3 separate regions of the Homo sapiens genome follow, and regions 2 and 3 are each linked to region 1. Evidence: chromatin loops called from intact Hi-C (ENCODE). Cell type or tissue: heart left ventricle. All regions are shown on one strand.

Region 1 (2,500 bases):
CTAACACGGGGTGCAGCTTTTATTTCTTGGCACAGAAAAGAGGGACACACTCTGCCCATAGATTTTATATGTCAAGTTGTATCACAGAAGTGGCCACTCTAGCTTCTGGAAAGGGCGAGGTTGGAGCCCTCAACAACTTTTCCCCACAGGTTCTGGCCACAAGGTTATTTTTGTGCCTTGATATTCTCAATATGTTAACTAAACAGCCACCTCATAACCACCAAGCACCACGAGGATGTCCAAGGCAGCATCATGGCTTCTAGAGCTCAGGGCCTGCAAGGAGTTAGGACACGAAGTTCTATCTATGAAGACAGAGGTTGCAAGTTTGAGCCCCAGATAAGCCCTTAGTTTTTTGTTTTGTTTTTTTGTTTTTTGTTTTTTTTTCTTTTTTCCTTATATAGCTGCAGAAGACCGGATTGACAAGCACGGACCACCTAACTGTCCCTCTAGATCCGGACTTAAGCAGAGCCTCTACCTCTCATGTCGGCCGAGCCGAGTCTCAGGCTGCGCCCCAGCCTTGGCCACAGTCTGCATCCCCTGTGCTGGAGATGCGTTCTAAGTCTCATGGGAGCCAGGCTAGAGAGTGGCTGTTCAGGGAAACCCACCCCCAACGCCCCAGACACGACTCAAAGTTTCCATTCTACTGCCTGCGGGTCAAGAGCGCCATCCCCAGAGAGCAAAGACCGCCCGAAACTGCAATTCCTTTGCTGAAGTTAGGAGCCGCCCGGGGCTCTGTGGGGCCTGCGAGGTGGCTCGAGGGACTTTGCAGAAGCGCGCAGGAACCAGCCCCCGACCTGGGGCGCTCGGCCGCGGGGCTGATCTCCGTACTCTCCCGCCAGTGGGGTGGGAGCGCGTCCTTCTCTCGAGTTCGGGGACGGCCTGAGAAGCAGCGGGGGCTGGTGGCCTTTTTCTCGCTACCCCCTTTCTAGGCTCGCGCGCCTTCCAAGCCCGGATCCTGGTGGGGCTGAGCGTGCCCACCCGCCCAGCAGTGCGCCCGGGCGCCTCTGCAGCGCCACCTGCACGCGGAACGCGGCGGCGGCGGCGGGAACTGTCGTCCAAGGAGGAGCAGCAGGAGGAGGAGATATCGGCTCCTCTGCCCCCAGCTTTCCTCGCTGGCACGCGGCCTCCCTTCGCCGCCTCAGCCCCAAGCGGCCTGACCAGCCCAGCCCCAAGCCTTGTCCCGCGCCCTGCCCGGCGCAGGCAGCCAGCGCCCCGAGCTTCCACTCCTGCTGCTGCGCTCTGAGCGGCCTCCTGCCCTGGGCGCCTCTTCTGGGGAAGCAGTGAAGTCACACTGGGCCGGATCCGCTGACTCATGAGAATGAGACTCTTCCCCGGTCCCCGGCACACCCTTTGAAACTTCCCCTCAATCCTTTCTTTTTTTTCTTTTCTTTTCTTTTTTTTTTTTTTTTTGGCGGAGTCTCGCTCTTTCGCTCAGGCTGCAGTGGCGCGATCTTGGCTCACTGTAACCTCCGCACCCCACCCCCGGGTTCAAGCGATTCTCCTGCCTCAGCCTCCGGAGTAGCTCGAATTACAGGCGCCCACCACCACGCCCAGCTAACTTTTGCATTTTTAGTAGAGACAGGGTTTCACCACGTTGGCCAGGCTGGTCGCGAACTCCTGACCTCAGGTGATCCGCCCGCCTCAGCCTCCCAAAGTGCTGGAATCCTTTCTTTCTGCTCCCGCCTCCCCTCTTCCTCCCGTCCCGACAGGCGAACTGGAGCGGCTCTGGGCTCCCCGGGAAGGATTCGGTGGGGCAGCTGGGAGGGCGGTGGCGCGTGGGAGTCCCCGTGGAGATCTCCGCGCCCCTGTTCCAACCTGGCCACCTGTGCTGTTCTAGGGGTGCACAGGGAATGCCCAGGAGGGAATTGCATGTTTGCAAGATTGGGCAAAGCTCTCACTAAGGTATCCTTTTGTAATTAGCCACTGCATTCAGGGAGTGCCTGCCCAAGGGAAGGGGTCTGGGGATCCCCTTCCCTCTTCAGAACCTTGGGACTGCCTGAGGAGTTCACCTGGAAGCTGGTGGCTCTTCTTTAGAACCACCTGTTCCAATGAACAAGTGAGAACATGGGCTTGCTTCAGGCGGGATTTGGAACAGCTTCTGCCACTGAAGGGACAAGTGTGGAGTGTTCTGAGCCTTGAGCTGTTCTGGACCCCAGCAGCAAGTCGAGCCGATCATCTGAGAGGTCACTGGCCCTTTCTCCTGGAACTTGATAGTGGACCAGTTCAGGATAGGGTGGGGGTGACTTGGAGGCCCAGGAGTCCGGGTTTTCATACCACCCCCTTGTGACACTAATTTGAGGACAGTGGAAGGGATGAGAGGATTGGATTGTCTCATCACCTCTCCACTGGGGTGGGAAACCAGAATCACACCCTGGTTGCTTAGAATATTAGTTTCAACAAGGTGCCTAAGGGCCTCAGGCCCAGGCCAGGGAAGGCTTCAAGCTAGAGGAGCCCTGCTGGCCTCTGAAACACCTAAAGCTCCCCTTTCCTTCCAGAGGGG
Region 2 (2,500 bases), 71 kb after region 1:
AAGGATGCCCAGCCCAGAATAGCTGGAGCAGCCCCCACCCCTTGAGGGAAGCTGACTCAGCCCACCCTCAGTGCGTGCTGGGGGCAGAGGAGGGCACACAGATGTGCTGAGAGATCCCTGGAAAGCAAGGCTCAGCTTCTTCTGCAACTGTCACCAGCAGATGCAGAGAGAGGTCAGTATTTATCCTCTTGTAACACCTGAGGGGACATAATTCTTCCTTACCTTAAAGAGGCCCCTCCTTTATACAGCATCCCTCATTGCCTCACTGGAAGGGGCCTTGCTCCCTAAGGGCCTCCCTAGTCTCCTGAACCACTTCCAAGTCCCTTGAAAATCCCAGCATGATTCAAGTGGCACAGCCACATGAGTTAAAACCTTGTTCTGGGCCGGGTGCAGAGGCCGAGGTGGGTGGATCACCTGAGGTCAGGAGTTCGAGACAAGCCTGGCCAACATGGCGAAATCCTGTCTCTGCTAAAAATACAAAATTAGCCAGGCGTAGTGGTGCATGCCTGTAGTCCCAGCTACTCGGGAGGCTGAGGCAGGAGAATTACTTGAACCAGGGAGACAGAGGTTGCAGTGAGCCAAGATCACACCACTACACTTCAGCCTGGGCAACAGAGCAAGACTCCATCTCAAAAACAAAAACAAAAAACAAAAAACAAAAAATCCTTGTTCTGATTCCAAGTCCCCTTGACTTCTATGCCCCTAAGAGGCTGTGCTGGGGCAGGAGGACTGAGACAGGTTCCCAGAGATTCCCCTAGATTAGTGGTTCCCAAATGCCAGTTCACAGCTAACAGCATGAAACCAGTGAGGGACTTGTTAAAGTACAGACTCCTGGGGCCACAGCCCCCAACACTCTGGTCAGGCAGATCTTGGGGGCAGGCCCAGGAATTAATTTGTATTGTTAGAATGTCCACAGCTGATTCTGATGTGCCTCTAGGTCTGGGGTGGGGGTGGGGTGGGGACGGGGTCATTACCCCTAGGCTTCCTAGTGAGCCCTAAAATCAGAAATGACTTTTCCTGAGCCAGAGCTTCAAAACCAGCTGTATGAACCCCAGGGCGATCTGGGTAACCAGGGAACTCAGCCTGATAAAGTGGATCTTTTCAGGCCCTAAACTTAGGGTAAGTGAAACGGTTCCAGTTATACCCAACGTCCTTGGGTTGTTTCCTTGAAACTAGGAAGCAAGAGCCTCTTATCTATAAGAGACAACCAAAGATTAATCCCGAGTATAACCTGAGTATCAACCACTCTGGACACAAGGCTCAAGATGAGAGTGAGAAAAAATAGATTACATGTCTGCCGCGCGCCTCCTGCTGGTAAGACTAATTAGTGAAGGCAGGAGGCAGGAAAGTTTATCAGTTTTTTTCTGACCAGTACTGACCATTTCCCGGGATGGACGCTCAAACAGAAGGCGCTAATCCTGGTCCCAATCTGTGCATTTAGACACCTGGAACTAGAGGGGTTACTCATAAAAGGGAATGGGCTGGGAGTGCCCTGCAGCTACCTCTGCCAAATCACTAGGGCTTAACTCTCCTAAGGGGAGTCTGTGAAACCTACTAGACTGGTAGAAGGGAGGGACAGAGAGGAGACATTGAGAAACACCTCACCTGCCCAGGGAGACAGATTTTGAAGCTGGGTAGGTAGGCAGTCCTGGTAGTCTTTTTTTTTTTTTTTTGAGACGGAGTCTCCCTCTGTCGCCCAGGCTGGAGTGCAGTGGCGCAATCTTGGCTCACTGCAAGCTCCGCCTCCTGGGTACACGCTGTTCTCCTGCCTCAGCCTCCCAAGTAGTTGGGACTACAGGTGCCTGCCACCACGCCCGGCTAATTTTTTGTATTTTTAGTAGAGATGGGGTTTCACCGTGTTGGCCAGGATGGTCTCGATCTCCTGACCTCGTGATCTGCCCACCTTGGCCTCCCAAAGTGCTGGGATTACAGGTGTGAGCCACCGCGCCTGGCCAGTGGTCTCTCTTAAAGACTACCAGGATTGGCCGGGCGCGGTGGCTCACGCCTGTAATCCCAGCACTTTGGGAGGCCAAGGTGGGTGGATCGCAAGGTCAGGAGATGGAGACCAGCCTGGCCAACACGGTGAAACCCCTGTCTCTACTAAAAATACAAAAATTAGCTGGGTGTGGTGGCGTGCACCCATAATCCTAGCTACTCAGGAGGCTGAGGTGGGAGAATTGCTTGAACCCGGGAGGCAGGGGTTGCAGTGAGCTGAGATCTCGCCACTGAGATCACGCCACTGCACTCCAGCCTGGGCGACAGAGCAAGACTCCGTCTCAGAAAAACAAACAAACCCACCAGAGGGCATAGAGAGAGGCCCCTAAGCCATGATGTAGTTGAACTAGAATGAGAAATGGACCTCATAACCTGATTTGAATCTATAGGTGGTACTTAATCCCTTCCCCATCGATAAAGTAGGTACTGTGACCCTCTGAATTTAATCTTAAAGTACTGGAGAAAGTTTCAGGTACAAGCATAAATAAAAAACCTGGGCCAGGCA
Region 3 (2,500 bases), 41 kb before region 1:
AGCCAGGCATGGTGATGCACGCCTGTAATCCCAGCTACTTGGGAGGCTGAGGCAGGAGAATCGCTTAAACCCAGGAGATGGAGATTGCAGTGAGCCGAGATCGTGCCATTGCACTCTAGCCTGAGCAACAAGAGCAAAACTCTCTCTCTCTCTACACACACACACACACACACACACACACACACACACACACACACAATTAGCCAGGCGCAGTGGCATGTGCCTGTTGCCCCAGCTACTTGGGAGGCTGAAGTGGGAAGATCACCTGAGCCTGGGGAGGTCGAGGCTGCAGTGAGCCATGATTGTGCCACTGCACTCCATCCTGGGTGACAGAGTGAGACCCTGTCAAAAAAAGAAAGAAGGAAAGAAAAAAGAGTGAAAGGCAGGTAATAAAGTAAAAACAGAGTGTGGAGACTACCCTGGGGGGAAGAAAGGAACTAAAAAGGTATAAAAAGATGCAATTTTGAAGGTGGGGGCAGAAGGGAGGGAAGGTTTTCTTTTAGGGTTGGGACACCTGAAGATGTTCAAAGTTGAGGAAAGAAATCTGAGGTCTAAAAGATACAAGAGGCCAGGCGCGGTGGCTCACGTCTGTAATCCCAGCACTTTGGGAGGGCGAGGCGGGTGGATCACCTGCGGTCAGGAGTTCGAGACCAGCCTGCCCAACATGGTGAAACCCTGTATCTACTGAAAATACAAAAATTAGCTGGGCTTGGTGATGCGTGCCTATAATCTCAGCTACTCCAGAGGCTGAGGCACAAGAATCGCTTGAACCCAGGAGGCAGAGGTGGCAGCGAACCCAGATTGTGCTACTGTGCTGGAACCTGGGTGACAAGAGCGAAACTCCATCTCAAAAAATAAAAATAAAAAATAAAAGATACAAGAGAGAGGAAGTGATGGATGGTTTGAGGTCTTAAGGGATGCAGGAGAGAACAGATTAAGTACAGAGGTTGGGAGTCACCCTTGCAAGGAAAAGTAACATTTCTTTCTCCTGGGCCAGTGGGAAGGAAACAAGAACAGGAGATGTTACAGATAAAAAGAGAGAAGGGAGGGAAATTGAGGGCGTCCTGGGCTTTGAGCTTCTCTGTGGATTGGAGGAGAGGCTGTCCGCTGAGGGTGGAGGGATAGGTTGGAAGGTAAGAACTGCTTCTGTGAAAAACAGCCTCTATGAAGAAAAGAAACAGTTGCTGAGTGGACTAGAAACAAATGGAAAATGACAAGTAGCATTGAGAACTCATGTATGGTAGATTTTTCTTCCTTTCTCCTTGTCTGATGCCTTCCACGAGGCTAGGCACACCACATATGTTCAATAAAATTGAGCTGCTTTAAGGCAAGGAGGTAGACGGAAAGTTCAAAGTGCTCAAAGGCCACTAGGGGGCAGGCTTTGGTAGGCAGCTAGAGATTGGACAGTTTTCCATCCTCACAGGATTTAGAATAGAGAGCATCTGAGTTAGACTGGAATGCCCTTTGGAGATAATCCAGTTGGATCGCCTCTTGGTGAAGATGGGGAAACAGCAGTCAGATAGGATAGGGGTCCAGGCGTGGTGGCTCACGCCTGTAATCCTAGCAGTTTGGGATGCCAAGGTGGGTGGATCACTTGAGGCCAGGAGTTGGAGACCAGCCTGGCCAACATGGTGAAACCCGGTCTCTACTAATAATACACAAAAATTAGCCGGGGATGGTGGCAAGTGCCTATAATCCTAGCTACTTGGGAGGCTGAGGCAGGAGAATGGCTTGAACATGGGAGGCAGAGGTTGCAGTGAGCTGAGAACACGCCACTGGACTCCAGCCTGGGCGACAGAGTGAGACTTCGTTTCAAAAAAAAAAAAAAAAAAATAGGGTAAGGGACAGGACTTGCTCAGGTGACATTGTGGCCAAACTGGGATCGGAACCCAGGGCTCCTGACTCCTAATCTTCCATTCTTTCTACTGTGCCTGGATGCCTCTTCTCTCTCCATTTTATGGAAGAAGGAGAATGGAGGGTAGTGATGAGTCTGCCAGGACACCGTTCAATGGGTACATACATCTAAGTGCACAGAAAACGTGCCAGTGTAGGGAAGGTATGGAGCAGTGGGGACCTCAGTGAGCACCAGAATCCTGTCCTATTTTCCAACTTCCTCCCACCAAAAGACCTCATTTCCAGCTTGTCCTGAATCCTCAGGCTGGGGCCAAAAAGACGACTCTGAAAATGTCAGGGCCTGGACACCAGTCTACAGTTCAGCTGGCAGTGCTCATTCTTGCTATGTGGCTGTCCCCACAGCTTTCTCACTGTGACACTTTGAGAGAAGAGAAGTGGCCGAAAAATGCATCTGATGGTCAGTGTACCCCTTATGCGTTTGGTCCATGTTGCTGACTAACCAACAGCCCAGCTGATGTACTTAGCAGATGTTTGGCTGGCTCAATGATTGCATGTGGGCAACCAGCTCCCTAAATGACTGCCCGGTGACTCCAGACCAGCCTCATGAGTGACTGGCTGGCACGCAGGCTGGCTGGCAAGCAGGGCC

What was found. Peaks named below come from ENCODE experiments on the same cell type or tissue, not always from the same donor. Only the 100,000 strongest peaks of a DNase experiment are listed, where the experiment ranks them.
Region 2: it touches region 1 in a loop (2.4-fold over the local background); 18 of 110 quality-filtered maps call a loop at or near these places.
Region 3: it touches region 1 in a loop (2.2-fold over the local background); 61 of 110 quality-filtered maps call a loop at or near these places.

What each region holds. Positions count from the first base shown.
Region 1 is chrX:130,119,860-130,122,359 of GRCh38, forward strand. It overlaps a transcript of RAB33A not described here. Among named protein-coding and RNA genes, the nearest start is that of ELF4, 11 kb to the left of the region's middle. RefSeq lists an enhancer at 798-897 and silencers at 1,048-1,187, 1,177-1,386. In heart left ventricle, CTCF peaks have their summits at 1,029 and 1,247; a DNase peak (open chromatin) is centred at 1,142; H3K4me3 peaks cover 1,222 bases; H3K27ac peaks cover 877 bases.
Region 2 is chrX:130,191,146-130,193,645 of GRCh38, forward strand. No RefSeq gene overlaps it. Among named protein-coding and RNA genes, the nearest start is that of RAB33A, 20 kb to the left of the region's middle. In heart left ventricle, a CTCF peak has its summit at 1,321 (motif pointing left); a DNase peak (open chromatin) is centred at 1,306.
Region 3 is chrX:130,078,610-130,081,109 of GRCh38, forward strand. All of the region lies in intron 2 of ELF4 (E74 like ETS transcription factor 4), which reads right to left. Among named protein-coding and RNA genes, the nearest start is that of ELF4, 31 kb to the right of the region's middle. RefSeq lists a silencer at 1,246-1,540. In heart left ventricle, a CTCF peak has its summit at 1,362 (motif pointing right); no DNase peak of the experiment used is centred here.